Linked DNA regions of Homo sapiens: region 2 is linked to region 1. The links are chromatin contacts, found by Hi-C or POLR2A ChIA-PET in ENCODE. All regions are on one chromosome and are shown on one strand. Each heading gives the region's core, a stretch centred on a gene start or an enhancer-like site at or near the end of the contact. The rest is flanking DNA. Distances are from core to core; before and after follow the strand shown. Region 1 overlaps LHPP (phospholysine phosphohistidine inorganic pyrophosphate phosphatase). Region 2 overlaps FAM53B (family with sequence similarity 53 member B).

Region 1 (7,261 bases), core at 2,236-4,735:
CTCGGGTATGCTGCAGTTCGAGAGCTGACAGGGCCAGCCCGGGGCTGGGTGAGTGAGGGTGATGGGACTTCCCTCTTTGGGGTGCTGAGAGGGTTGAGGAGCCATCAGGCCCGGGTGCCATCTGCCAGGTTTTGCCTTCCTGGTGAGAGATGTGATACACAGAACCTGGCATATGCAGGCAGGCCACCCCGCACTGTCCCTCACCTAGTCACAGGCCAGACCACACTGTGCCAGCAAATGGGGCTTTATACTGCAGTTTACCATCCCATAGGGCTTGCCTTCTCTTATTGTTCCCCAACCCCAATATTTGATTTCCTAACTAATTTTACTTGCTTATTTGTCCATATAAACTTGAGTGCTGACTTGTCTAGGGTGTGTTACAAGGTGGGGAGAAGGAGGCAGGAGAGCAGATGAACCTGTTGGCATCTTAAATTGTTCCTAAACAAAGTTCTTCACCACCAGACAGTCTAATTTGCTCCTCAGAGCCCTTAAAACCAGGAAGTGTTGCTAGCTCCATTGTCAGAGACCCAAGATCAGAGAGATGAGAATGTTTCTCAAATGTGGCCGCTCTCTGTAGTCAGCTGCGGAGCTTAGAACAATTACTCCTACCTGGTATCAGAAGTTGGGATGCAGCTGAAGCAGGATTCAGAGGGAAATTCATAGTACCAAATGCTTGTTAGAAGAGAGGAAAGATCTGAAATTGATCACTGAAGCTCCCATCTTAAGGAAGTAGAAAAGGAGCACAAAATAAACCCAAAGCAAGCAGAGGAAGGAATAACAGAGACACGGACACAGTGCTGGCCACCTGCTGTGTGGCCTTGGGCAAGTCCCTTTTCTGGGCCTCAGTGTCCACAATGACTTTGTCCTAAACCTGTTGTTCTCTACCTGCATGGCCTGGAACCCCAGGCTTCCAGAGAAACCAGGAGTCGGGGGGACAGCCCAGGGGTAGGGGTCAGGCTGCCTCATCCTCAGGAGCCTGCCCCACACTGTCCATGGCAGGGGAGGTGGTGGGGGTTGGAGGTGGTATGGACTGTGTCCTCCAGCACCAGGCCTGCACCTGTGGAAGAGCCCCTGACTGCCCCAGCTCTGCCCCACCTTCAGGGGCACCCCAGCTTTTGTCTTTTCTCCCTGAGGCCTCTCCCTCACCGGCAGCTCAGGCCATGCCGGCTGGAGCCACACACATGCCACTGATCAGGTACAGAGAGTCTTCCCCGCTTGCCTCACCCCTGCTTTCATTAACAGGACTGGACCCCGAAGCAGCAGTTAACACCCACCCGCGGTGCCCCCTTCCCCCCGGCTTATTTCCTGCACACGCTACCCCCTCAGAGGGCTGCTCTGCACTCCCCACACAGACTTGAGGAAACAGGAATTCCTCACATTTGAGTCTCACAAAGGAATGATGCTCTCAGGCCCCAGGATGGGCGAGACTGCTTCTGTCTGAGACAGGGATCCTGTTTCCTGGAAAGGAGGCCTGTTGCAGTGTTTACCAATGACACAGTCCCATCCCTTGAGTTACAGGGCACAGCCAGATGGATACGAAGCCATCCTGTCCCTCCAAGTGTGCACTCTAATTATCTAGTCTTTGTTTTGTGGACAGAGAAGCAGGCTCAGGAAGGCGACATGGCTTCCCTCGGTGGCAGAGGAGGCAGGCAGGTGGCAGCGCTGGGGCTGGTGCCCACCGTGTCTCCTCTGGCAAGGGCTCAGCTGAGCCTTGTTGGTGCCACTGTGGGACAGGTACACTGTGCGGGTGGGGAGAGTCCTGGGCAGACAGGACCAACACAGTCCCCTTCACCTGGAGCTCCTGGGCTAGAAGTAACAAGTCCAGTCATGACACAAGGGACAGGTGCTGGGTGGGGGCTTGGCAGGAGAGCCAAGTCCCCTAATGGGGTCACACAGCGGCTTTCTCGGGGTAGCCTGGAGTTGCTCACCATCGCCCACGCCTGCGTCGGAACTCAACTCAGAATTCTGGGTCAGAAGTCTTCTTGGCTCAGAGGATGAGAGGCGCCTTCAGAGCCCAAGAAAGGTTGCCCTCGTGCGGAGGGTTCCAGCACTTCCCCGCAGTCGAGGGTGGGAGCCACTCCTGAGCAGCCTGGCAGTGGGGGTGCTTTCCTTTGCAGACCTCAACCAAAGCCAGTGCCTGCTCCGCACCCCACCCCCAATAATGCTCACACACCATGTTCTCCCACTTCAATTTCATGTGGCTGTGGAAGGAGAGAGAGAGACAGGGATTGGGAGAGGGAGGACGTCACATGAACGAATCGAATGAGCTGTTCACACTATTCTTTGGAAAGAACGATGGATAAAAAACCTGCAAAGCCAGTCAATCACGCATTTATTTTTCTAAGGGCGGGGGGCGGTGGAGTGGTGGGATGGAGAGAACTTTCCTGAAAGGATTTGGCCTTGAAACATGAAGTCAAACAACTGGATTTGGCAGGCTGACAGCTCCCGAGCCCCGCCAGCCCGAAGAACTGCCAGCCTGGCGGCCAGGGCGCGCTGAGACATAATGAACTCATTCAGAGCCGAGCGGGGCTGGAGGACGGGGCTGCACGCAGGGGGCCTTCCAACCAGAGGGGCTGCGGCACCAGGGACCCTGCAGGCCTGAACGAGAGCCGACCTCACCCCCAGAGATGCGGGAAAGGCGGGTCCGTCCGGGGATAGACAAGAAAGGGTCTTGCTCGAGTCTCTAACACACAAGGAAGTCCCAGAGAACAGGAGTGAAGGAGGCCGATCTCAGATGGGTGATGAAAGCTGGGGCCGGGTGAGCTCTGCACACTGGGACCTGTGCACTGAGCCTGACCCCTGCTCTCGTGTCAACAGTCCTGCTCCTCCCGGCTCATTCTGCTGAGCCCCATGGCCACCTCCAGGACCTTCTCCTGGGTGGAATCCTGCCGTGGGTCTGCGAGATTGTGAACTACATCTAAGCAACTCCATGGCTGAGCCCATGCCAGCTTTTTAAAGCCAAGTTTTCATTTTCACAGAGAGGCCTTTGCCTTCCAGGTGGCTCAGAAGCCTGAATGATAACAGGGCTCCATCCAGCAGTGGAAGCTTTTGTGGTTGGAACAGATAAGGAATTAGGACCTGCGGTGCACACTGCAAGTGAGACAGAGGTCCCATGTATCAGGCTGCGAGCACGGCCACCGCCAAGGAGGTGCTATAAGCTCTGAGATGCCTTATGCAGGAAAAGGCTCCTGACATTTCTGCACGGACTGTCCCCAAGGCTGCCTGTAAACCTTGCAGCAGCAGGAACAGGTTCTGCTTGAGTCCCGGCAGAAGCATTGGTCCTTGAAGGTGACAGGCCTCCTTTCTCTGGGATGGTTCAAGGGAGGGGCACCATGAGATCATCTCGGAGCCCTCACAGCCGCGCTGCTGGGGAAAGCCTTGATTTATGGGCGCTCCACCAGGGCTATAAATAACCGCGCTGCACCGGCTGTGGCTGGTCAAGAAACTGACGTCTGGTTTTCCCTAACCTTTGCCCTTCCTTCCTCATTCCCAGGGCACTGTGCAACATGTGTGGAGGGTGGGCCAGTGCCCTCTCCAGGACCCCCTGGACCTGACTGTCAGAGGAGGGAGGGGACAAGGGAGGCCTTGGGGTAGGGCATGTCTCCCTTGGAAGGCAGTGTTGGGGGAGCAGTGTCCTCTGCAAGCTGCTGTCACCTCAGATTCTGAGGAGCCAGGATCCATCAATATGGATATTTTTTGCAGACATTTGTAAAAACCTCAGATTCTGAGGAGCCAGGATCCATCAATATGGATATTTTTTGCAGACATCTGTAAAAACTTGTATTGATTTCAAAATGAAAAAGCTGGGCCGGGCACTGTGGCTCACGCCTGTAATCCCAGCACTTTGGGCGGGCGGATCACTTGGGGTCAGGAGTTCAAGACTAGTCTGGTCAACATGGCGAAATTCCATCTCTACTAAAAATACAAAAATTAGCCGGGCATGGTGGCAGATGCCTGTAATCTCAGCTACTCAGGAGGCTGAGGCAGGAGAATCACTTGAACTGGAGAATGCAGTGAGCCAAGATTGTGCCACTGCACTCCAGCCTGGGCAACAGAGCAAGACTCAGTCTTAAAAAAAAAAAGAAGAGAAAAAAGTAAAAGCATAAGTGGCTGCTCCAGAAAGCAGTGCTTCTGGCCAGCTGGACCCAGGGCACCTTGGAGGGCAGCAGAGGTGGCAAGGCTGAGGGACGCGTGTTGTGCCTGTGGCCACCTCTGGGCCTGACACATGAAGCCCCCGGGCCTCAGCAAGTGTCTGTTCAGTGGGTCACGTTTTCTCAAACTTCTGCTCTCTGTACAGAACACCTGTGAATGTGGCCTGCCTGGAGAGGGGCAGTGGCAGTGGGGCTGTCCGTCAAAGCTGGTGGCCAGTGGAGGTGGGCAATGCCAGGGTGAGGCTGTGTTTATCACGGCCTTCAGCCCCAGCTCCACCGGGTGGGTCTGGGGTCCCCATCCTTACAGAGGCCGGCAGCCCTGTCCCCCAACCTGCATTCAGCACTCGGCCAGGGCCTCCACGTCCTCATCTGTGGGAGGCACGGGAGCTCCACTGCCACCCCTGAGACAGCCCAGCAAGCATTTCTTAGCCTTTTTCTTTTAAACTCAGGGTGGGTTTTTTTGGTTTTTTTTTTTTTTTTTTTTTTTTTTTAGATGGAGTCTGGCTGTGTCTCCCAGGCTGGAGTGCAGTGGCATGATCTTGGCTCACTGCAATCTCCACCTCCTAGGTTCCAGCGATTCTCCTGCCTCAGCCTCCCGAGTGGCTGGGATTACAGGAGTGTGCCACCATGCCTGGCTAATTTTTGTGTTTTTAGTAGAGACGGGGTTTCCCCGTGTTAGTCAGGCTGGCTCAAACTCTCGACCTCAGGTGATCCGCCCGTCTCGGCCTCCCAAAGTGCTGGGATTACAGACGTGAGCCACTGCGCCTGCCTCAGGGTGGATTTGGGCCACATTTGAAAATAAACAAGCAAAGACCATGAAGGTAGAAGTGGAGGGGACATGGCTTCCCCAGAGGAAATCAGCCATGGTAGGAATATTTACACCACAGAAAGTGGAGGCCGGGCGCGGTGGCTTATGCTTGCAATCCCAGCACTTTGGGAGGCTGAGGCGGGCGGATCACTTGAGGCCAGGAGTTCGAGACCAGCCTGGCCAACATGGCCAAACCCCATCTCTACTGAAAATACAAAAATAATTAGCCGGGTGTGGTGGCAGGTGCCTGTAATCCCAGCTACTCGGGAGGCTGAGGCAGGAGAATCGCTGGAACCCGGGAGACGGAGGTTTTACAATGAGTGAAGATTGTGCCGTTGCACTCTAGCCTGGGTGACGAGAGCAAAACACTGTCTCAAAAAAAAAAAAAAAAAAAAAAGTAGCAAGCACTACAAATTAGGGCTTCCCCCACACCAGCCAGAAGGGGTTGTTTGTTACCTTTAAAATCCCCCAAGTTCATCTCAGTTAAAAAAAAATCCATGAGATGATTTCTATGCACACATATATAAATAATTCTGTGTTCACAGGTCCATGGCAAGGCAATTTTCAAGACAATGACAATAAAACCTAATTACTCTTAATCCAGGGAAGGTCTGTTTAAATGAGCAAAGCTTTAACTGCATAATTTTTTTGCGTAATTAAAACTGATCGTACAAAGAGGAGGTCCACAGGAGAGTTGTGGTCCTTCTCGCCTCGGGGCCTCTGTGCAGGCCACTTCCTGCCCTGGAAAGTCGTCTCCTCTCGGTCCACCTTTCTTTCAAGCCTCAGCTCAAATCTCACTTCCCCTGTGGAGCCTCCCTGGACCTGCACAGACACTGCTGGCTGTCCCTTCATGAAACAAATTCCAAGCTCGGCACAGCACTGTGTCCCCAGGCCCCTTTCCATTCTGTGCTGAGTTTGTGTCTTCCCCACAAATCTGGGAGGTCCTTCAGGGCAGGGGCCTGGCTCACTCATATTTGTAACTGACCATAGTCCATGCTGGATCACATGTTGGGGCAGGGCTATTTCCCCCTCCCAACTCCAGAAGGAAGAGGACTAGGGAACAGTTCCCATCTTTCTCTGCACCGGCCCCACCCCTTGAGGTGACTAACCTCATTGGTCTTCACCCCTCCTTCTCCCCACCTCTCATTTAGACAGAAAGGTGACAATGTAGGGACGCAGGGATCCATCTACAATGTGGAACAGCTGCTAGGGTGGGTGTGGGAGGGGCACGGTCCTTCAGGGTTCACCTGCTTCACTACCTGGGACCTTCAGCATGTTAGCCTTGAACCAGCCTAAGAAAAATTTCCTACACAATGTTGTTTTAGAAACATATCTAGGCCGGGTGTAGTGTGGCTCACGCCTGTAATCCCAGCACTTTGGGAGGTCAAGGCAGGCAGACCACTTGAGTTCAGGAGTTTGAGACCAGCCTGGCCAACATGGAAAACCCCGCCTCTACTAAAAATATAAAAATTAGCTGGGTGTGGTGGCACACAGCTATAGTCCCAGCTACTCCGGAGGCTGAGGCAGGAGAATCACTTAAACCCAGGCGGCAGAGGTTGCAGTGAGCCAAGATTGTGCCACTGCACTCCAGCCTGGACAGAGCAAGACTCTATCTCCAAAAAAAGAAAACACACACATCTAGCCAGGCACAGTGACATACTCCTATGGTCCCTGCTGCTCGGTCCCTGCTTGCTGCTCGGGAGGCTGAGGCAGAAGGATTACTTGAGCCCAGGAGTTTGAGGTCAGCCTGAGCAACACAGCAAGGCTCCTTATCTTTTCTTTTTTTTCTTTTTCTTTTTTTTTTTTAGAGATAGAGTCTCGTTCTGTCGCCCAGACTGGAGTGTGATGGCGCGATCTCAGCTCACTGCAACCTCCATCTCCTGGGTTCAAGCAATTCTCCTGCCTCAGCCTCCTGAGTAGCTGGGACTACAGGCGCCAGCCACCATGCCTGGCTAATTTTTTGTATTTTAGTAGAGTCGGGGTTTCACTGTGTTGCCCAGGCTGGTCTCAAACTCCTGAACTCAGGCAATCTGCCCGCCTCGGCCTCCCAAACTGCTGGGATTATAGGCACGAGCCACCGCTCCTGGCCTAAGTCTCCATTTCTTAAAAAAGAAAGAAAGAAAAAATCTAACAGGAATGCAGTCCCATTTATGGTAGCTCAAAAAGAATAAAATACTCAGTAGTAAATTTGACAACGGAAGTGCAAATTTTATATTTTAGCTTATATTGTTTGTATTATATTATAGTTTATATTGTGAACACTACAAAATACAAGTAAAGAATCCCTTATCCAAAATGCATG
Region 2 (7,261 bases), core at 2,034-4,533, 110 kb before region 1:
AATCAGTCAGGGTTCCTCCTTTGTCAGCACCAGAGGCCATCTCCAGCTAACTCACCCCGAAAGAGAACTCCCTGAAGCACAGGGCGAGCTCGCAGGGCTGGAGAGGAGGGGGCCAGTCGGGCCTCAGAAAGGGCAGGGTGGGAGCAGCTGGGAGGACTTTAGAAGCAGGTGCTCACGGGCAGGCTGAGGGCCTCCTTCCTGGGCGGATCAGCCCCAGCTCTGTGGTTCAGGAGTCAGCCATGGAACCAGTGTCTGGTCAGCCAGGCTTGAGTTCTGGGCCTAGCCTGGGGCCAGGGGAGGTGGAGGCACCTTGGTTGACAGTCCCACTAAGACATGATCCAGTGACGATGAAGGTATCCCAATTCAGAATTGGGGTGCTGCTGACAGAAGAAGGGGGCCGCACCACTGGGCTGCGCGGTTTCATCTGTTCAGTGAGGAGCAAGCAGTGGCTTGCCCGGGGTGGGGAAATGGAGAAGTCGTTCTTTCGAGTTAGAAAATCATAGTGTGCACCATTGCTGGTTCATGGGAACCCTTAGGTAGAGTGTTGGAGACCGGCATGAGGAGGCCAGGCTAGCCTGCAGGGCGGCTCTGACACTCAGGCTGGCCTCTCAGCCCTTCCCCACTGAGGTTTGACTTTGCGTGAGGCCAGCGATTTTGGGAGACAGTGACTTCTGCCCAGTGAAAATCCACTTCCGTTGCCTGACATCCACTGGGTGTGTGGCTGCAGGAGTGGGACAGGCTGGCGCTGACAGGTGGCTGTAGCCATGGTGCCTGCTGTCAGCTGGGATGTTGGAACCAAGACAGCCCTCCTTTCTCAAGAAGCTTCCGTTCCCATGGAGCAGAGAATCAGTACAGGAACAGATGTTCTGATACCTGCCATGTTCATTAAATGAGGCGATGGGAGAGAGAAAAGCAGGTGGGAGGCACCGCTTTAGCCAGGATGGTCCGGCAAGGCCACTGAGGAGGCCACAGGGCAGGAACAGTGCAAAGCCTGCTGCGTGAAGATCCCGGCACAAAGCCCCTGAGATGGTAGTGACTGGCCTGGCCCCACTGGGTGGTGTGAGTGAGGAGGGGAGGGCCAGAGCAAGGTTGGGGGTACTCAGGTTGGCTCATATGGGGCCCTGTAGGCTGTGGAGGAGAGGTAGTGGCCGGGATTTGATTCTGGTTGTGGTGGGAAGTTGTTGGAACAGAATGACGTGGTCTGATCTCTGCTTTAAGAAGATGGCTCTGGGTTCTGGATGGAGGGTGGGGAATGGGGGCCGAGGGTACAGGCTGTAAGAGCGGTTAGGAGGGGCGTTCACTGGGGCTGGCAGTGGCTGGGATCAGGGCCAATGGTGGGGTGGTGAGGAGTCAGTTTTCCAGGTTAGAAATGGCAGGCCACTCTGGGGACCTGCTGCAGATGCTGATAAGTCCTCATTGAATGAATGAATGAGCAAGTTGAGTGAATGTATGAACGAGTGCCTGGGGTGCTCTGTGTGCTGGCCCAGTGCTGCCTCTGTGGGCAGACAGACCCCAGCATCTCTGGCAGTGTTCCTTGCGAAGGCCTGGGTCAGGAGGGCCCTGAGGTCCCCCTTGGTCTAGAACATGCCAGCTTGGTGAGAGGCGGCCAGCAAGCACTGTTCTGCTGGCCAGGCAGGGGCGGCTCACTACGTGGCTTCCTGCTTTGGTGTGGAAAGCCCCAAGCCCTCCTGCATGCATGCCAGTGAAGCACGCGGGGTGCTTCAGTGTTCCTGTTCAATTCTGCTCTCCCCAGCCCCCATCCTGGTGTGGCCTCTCTGGCCTCCCACCCTGGGTTACCTTCTCCCACCTGGCAGGCACGGGCTGGGGGCCGGGGTTCCCCAGGGGGTAATTTCCTTGTGCCCAGGTGTTCCCTTAGTGCTGGGAGCTGCCTTCCTTGGCAAGCAAGACCCTGGCCTGACTTCCCTCTCTGAGCCTGCAAACTGGGCGCCTGCCTGGCGTCCACAGGCTGAGCTCTCAGCTGTGCAGGCAGTGCAGCCCCAGCAGCAGTGCTCTCATGCGCTTGTCATCCACTTGCCATTGGATGACTTCGGTGTGTTCTCAGCTGCACCTCTCAGCTGGGATTGTGTTGGGGGATGGGAGGAAGCAGGTGCAGCCATTTTGAATTCTTCCCAGATATTTCCACAGATGGCGGTAGAGGGGATGGTTACATCACTGTGGAATCCAGGAGGGTGACTGAGCCTGATGATACTGTTAGGATCATTTTAAACTGAGGAGGGCAACCTGTAGGAGGACTGCCCCGTTCCCCTTCCGCCCTAGAAGCTCCTGTGGTCCTCATCAAGTGTCTAAGCATCCCCCCCAGGAGGCTGCCCCGACCTCCACCCTCATCCCAGCACACTTGCCCTGGACATCCCCTCCAGCCCTGATCTCCCTGTGGTTTGTCTGTGACCGTCTTCCATGAAGAGTGAGCCCTCCTTCACCTCTGTGTCCCCAGGTTGGTCAGCATGGACCCTTAGTAACCCCGTGGGATGAACACGGCGTTGACCTTGTGCAGAGGTCCCTGGATTGGGTGGATGGGGATGAAGTGAGGGAGCTGGTGCCAGGTGCTTGCCGCCTTCTTACCTGGAGGGGCCAGGCGTTCCTAGTCAGCCCCATCCTCCTGCCAGGCCTTAAAGAGCCAGAACCTGGGCCCTTGTCCACTTACCAGCCTGGAAGTCTTGTCTGTTTGTGTCATTTTGATATGGGGAGTGTTCAGGGTTCCTTTTAGAAGTCAGAGCCTTCTGTGACAGGCTCATTTCTCTGGGGCTAAGAGCTCCTTTCATCATTGCATGATCAACCCCCAGCACAGCCCGCCTAGGAAGAATCACCAGCCCGTGCCCACTGAGCGAGTGGGCGAGTGAGTGAGGAAGCCTTGGAGCACTTGAGGCAGAGCTCCTTCCTGGGGCTCTGGCTGGGTAGTCTCTGCTCATGAGAGGACCGAGCGAGCCTCTTGACCTGGGTATCACCTAGCATGAGGAACCCCCAGAATATTCCACACCCAGCTTACTGTGTAGCCATGGAGCAAGTGCCCTGGATTTGGGGTTCTTCTAGGCCTCGTTGGCCTATTCTGCCTGGTGGCCATAGCATTCAGTTGAGGGTAGGCGGGGGGCATCAGGGAAGCTGTAGAATGTTTGCAGTGGAAAGGGAAACCATTGTGGAAATACAGGGCCAAGGAGTTCAAAAGCCATAGCTGTTATGTTGAGACCAAATATAACCCTTGAGTTTCTGTTTCAGTTCAGAGAAAATGCCTCAAGGGGACTCGATGTAGCCACAAAACAGTCTGCAGAGCAGACGCCAGCCCTTCCGAGCTCTCCCCATGCTTCTCACCAGAGCGGGAGAGCTGTTCTCCCTGGATCTGGAAGGGAGGGGTCTCGGAGTCGGACCTGGGGCCCTCTGCTCCCTACTTGAGGTTCTTCGTGTCCCCAGGGAGGTCCCCTCCTCTCTTGGTCTCTTCTCAGCCCAGCTCAGGGAAGCTTGTTCCACTGTTTACCATCCATCCTGCCCCCGGGCCGCCTCCACATCACTTATGTGGAAAAATCCCCTCGTGTCAGAAGTCGTGGGGCTTTCTGTGTGTTTTCAAAGCCCATTAACTCGATGGACTCCATAACTCACTAGAGACTTGGGACAAAAAATCTGGGCCTAATTTTGTGCAGATGTTTTCTCTTTGAATACCTTTTCCTCCTTTCCCTGATCTGACATTGGCAAAGGACAGTCACCCTTTTATTGTGACTTTAGAAGGGATCAGTAGAGTCAGTGCAAACATGCTTCCTATGATTTGAAGAGTGAATAGCTTTTCTGGTTGTTTTCAGCACACGCCAAAGAAGATGAGTCAAGGACCTACACTTTTCTCTTGTGGAATTATGGGTAAGTACTCAAGGCCATCCTGGAAGCTGTCCTCCTAGTCCTTCCAGCCAGGGTCTGAGTCCTCCAGGTGAGACACTCAAAGCACTTTCTGGACACAAGTTCAAAAAGAGCAGCCCCGGGACTCTTCTGTGTGTTTTAACTATTTTGGTCCCCTACGGTGCCTGAGTGAAGGGACAGGCACTGGTGTGTGGTTTACAACTCCAACATTGAGAATTTCTGTCTGATGATTAAAGTAATTCATGTTGATTTTTTTCATTCAGAAAATGCACAATAGTGTAAAGTATGCAATAAAAATCTCTCGTAGCCCCAATGCCCAGGGAGAGTTACTGTTGATATTTTTGTGTATGTTTATGTTCTTAGCATTTTTTATATAGCCCATTCCACGATGAACATATAATTATGTAAAACTATATTTGTTTGCTTTTTTCACTTGGAGTAGTTACCATCATCTTCCCACAGCATTAAAATTGTTCATTCCATGCATTTTAATGGTCTACAGTACCGCATTGGGTGGTAAATGTATCAGAATGTCTTTAGTGATGTAACTACATCTAGGCTGTTGGGTCAAGAGGCTGTTTTATTTGCTGTTGTGATGAACAGTGGCTAGGTAAGTGCCTAATTCTTTGTCTGCCTTTGTGATGATTTGCTAGGATAGTTTCCAGGAGTGGAATAGACAGGCTGGAGGGCAGGGACATTTTTAAGGCTCTTGATTCATTTTGCTGACATGCCTTCCAGAGAAGATTGCCTTGATCTTCTGTTTCTGTGCAAGTGTGAATTACTGTTTTTTATAGGCGGTAAAAAAGATGACCATTGATTACTTGATGCTTCAGATGATTGGGCATTGTTTGACCTCTCAGTGTCTCTCTGTGGCTCTCCTTGCCCACCTTTGGGGACGTCTTGCCGGATGAGTTTCTGTAACGTCTGCGTGGACTCAGAAACCACTCTCAGATGATAGATGATGATGACTGTGGGCTTTCAGATTCAAAGGTTACTTTGGTCAGACCTCAGAGTCTCCCTTGCCTTTCCTTCTCGGTCCTCCCTCCATGTGCGGTGTTTTGTTTTTCTTCTTCAGATACAGTTGCCATAGATGAGGTGATGTGTCAGATTGAGCACTGTGCCAGGCTCCTTACATGCTGGGCCCCGCTGGCTCTGCCAGTGGCATCATTCACATACGGGAGAACTGAGGTCTAGTGAGGTGGCCCTCTGCAAGGTCCCTCAGTAAGCGGAGTTGGACTCAGGTGGGTGACGAAGGGAGACTGTTTTCTTCTCAACCACCTGCCATGGCTCTGGGACACCTGGCGGTGCTCTTGATGCTGCCACTGAAGAAGATGGAGACAGGGAGATCAGCTGGCCCTGGTTTTCCATGTGACATACTTGGGAGGCCCGTCCCCACAGGATTGAATACCTCCCCGGTGGTTTACAGCTTTCAGCAAACCCTCAGGGCCCCAGACACATAGCTCAGAAGCCTGCCTCCTCGCCTGCTTCCTGGGACAACCTCACCTTTGCGCTTCCTTCCTGCGTCATGCTGGGAAAGAGAGAGGCCCCGGCATGCCCAGCCCCTCAACCCTGCCTAGGCTTTAGCTGTCAACCGGGCCAGACCAGTAAACTGGGTTGTGGAGATGTTGGTCTTTATTTCAAGGATTTCTAGTCTTTGCACTGTGTAAGTTATAATAAGGTGGAAGTCTGGTGGGTTTGTGATGACAGAGAGAGTCGCCCTTGTAGGGCCAGGTCTTGAGGCCCAGAGACCAAGGCAGAGGCCCCGGAGAAGGGAGGTGTGTGGGAAAAAGTCCAGATGGCCCAGGAGAGTCTATCGGAGGCTGCAGAGCCCAGCAACCTGCTTTCTACCGGGGAGGCCATGGTTTCCAGGAGGGACTACGCTGTGTCTGCAGACTCCTGTTTACAGAGTGGCTCTTTAGGAAGTGCTGGCTGGGTCCCAATGCCTCCGTCCCAGGCTCTTCTCCTCTTCAGCAGGGTCCTGTCTTCCTTCTGCTCTGTGGGACAGTGCCAGGGCACTGCCAGGCAGCAGAGGGAGAAGCGGGGAGCCGTTGTACTGGTGGGAGGTCTGTGGAGTCCCCTTGTTCTCCTCTGCTGCTCTCTCTCCATGGGTCTCATCTTTCTGTTGGTCGGCCCCTCCCTAATTCAGGAAAACCCTGACCTGCATGGCTGTGCATCACTGACGTGTTTCACTGACTGCAGTTTGTTTTCATTTTCAGTGGCTTGCTGTCATAGATATGACTTGAGCACCTGCTGTGTGTCAGGCACCTGGTGAGGGATAGAGTGAATCAGACCCTGCCCCTTCTCTCAGGGAGCTTTCTGTCTGGTGGAGGAGAAAGATCAACGAACAGTGAATTCTGCACTGCTTAGGCCAACTCCCGTGAGATGTGGAGGCCCTTGAGCTATGGGGATACCACCCCATCTTCCCGGCTAGGTTTCCTCAGTTTGCAAGTTGTGAGGATTTAAGGAGACGGCCACACACTAGCACACATCCTCCCTCCCACCTCTATCCCTTTCCTGCGCTTGCTGGAGCGGAGCGGGTGTCAGCAGTCAGGAGCCTTACCCCGTGCACTCTGTCTAGTGGAAGCTCAGGTTACCTCTCCAGTCCTCCGTGTGCTCCATGAACTGGGAGTGCACTCCACCCAGGCAGCGAGATTTCATCTGAGGTGTGCCTGCTTTTCTTTTTTTTTTTTTTTTGAGACAGAGTCTCACTGTCGCCAGGCTGGAGGGCAGTGGTGTGATCTTGGCCCACGGCAACGTCCGCCTCCCAGGTTCAAGCAGTTCTCCTGCCTCAGCCTCCTAAGTAGCTGGGATTACAAGCGTGTGCCACCACGCCCAGCTAATTTTTGTATTTTTAGTAGAGACGGGGTTTCACCATGTTGGCCAGGATGGTCTTGATTTCCTGACCTCGTGATCCGCCTGCCTCAGCCTCACAAAGTGCTGGGATTACAGGCGTGAGCCACCGCGCCCGGCGTGCCTGCTTTTCAACAGTGGGGAAGAGAATACTCTGAGGGGCCGGCTAGACTTTTCAAGAGGGTTTTGGGCCCTTCCAGCGCTGGACAATGCTGTGCGAAGATAAAACACCAAATTATCATAATCACCAACCCCCAGCCTGTCTCCTGAAGATAAAGGACTCATGTTCTGGTGCTGATCAGTGGAATTCTCCCATGAGAGCTGGGGACAGTTGGCCCTGTGACTCAGGATTTTTTCCTCCTGAGCCCCCATGCCAGGGTCCTCGCTGGGAGCCAGTATGAGTTCAAGTTTCACAAATGTTCTGCAGAAAATCTGGGCAAGTGCAGTAGAGCAAGGAGCACAGCACCCTGGTCACTTTTTAAAATGCCACCCTTTCAAGTAGCTCAGCCTCCTCTGCACCCACTTAGATAAAACACATAACTAATATAAATTG

What was found. Hi-C counts contacts between places; a loop is a spot of excess contacts on that map. ChIA-PET counts read pairs that join two places held with the same protein, here RNA polymerase II (POLR2A). Pooled maps may share reads with other maps.
Region 2: a loop to region 1 is called in a pooled map, with 2.1 times the contacts of the local background. The contact joins two enhancer-like sites. A Hi-C loop is called at or near these places in 1 of 50 pooled maps. POLR2A ChIA-PET finds 5 or more read pairs at or near these places in 3 of 52 experiments (activated B cell, activated CD4-positive, alpha-beta T cell and naive thymus-derived CD8-positive, alpha-beta T cell).

Annotation. Positions count from the first base shown.
Region 1 is chr10:124,585,120-124,592,380 of GRCh38, reverse strand. The region is part of intron 6 of LHPP (phospholysine phosphohistidine inorganic pyrophosphate phosphatase); the gene reads right to left. Among named protein-coding and RNA genes, the nearest start is that of FAM53B-AS1, 120 kb to the left of the region's middle. Within about 2 kb of position 3,485, at least 15 of the 41 ENCODE cell types and tissues checked have a DNase peak (open chromatin) inside an H3K27ac peak, as active enhancers do.
Region 2 is chr10:124,692,758-124,700,018 of GRCh38, reverse strand. It overlaps FAM53B (family with sequence similarity 53 member B), which reads left to right. Exons shown (of 5, transcript NM_014661.4): 3 at 3,807-3,861. Among named protein-coding and RNA genes, the nearest start is that of FAM53B-AS1, 7.6 kb to the left of the region's middle. RefSeq lists enhancers at 1-287, 362-561, 3,065-3,314, 3,325-3,504 and a silencer at 6,893-7,084. Within about 2 kb of position 3,283, at least 7 of the 41 ENCODE cell types and tissues checked have a DNase peak (open chromatin) inside an H3K27ac peak, as active enhancers do.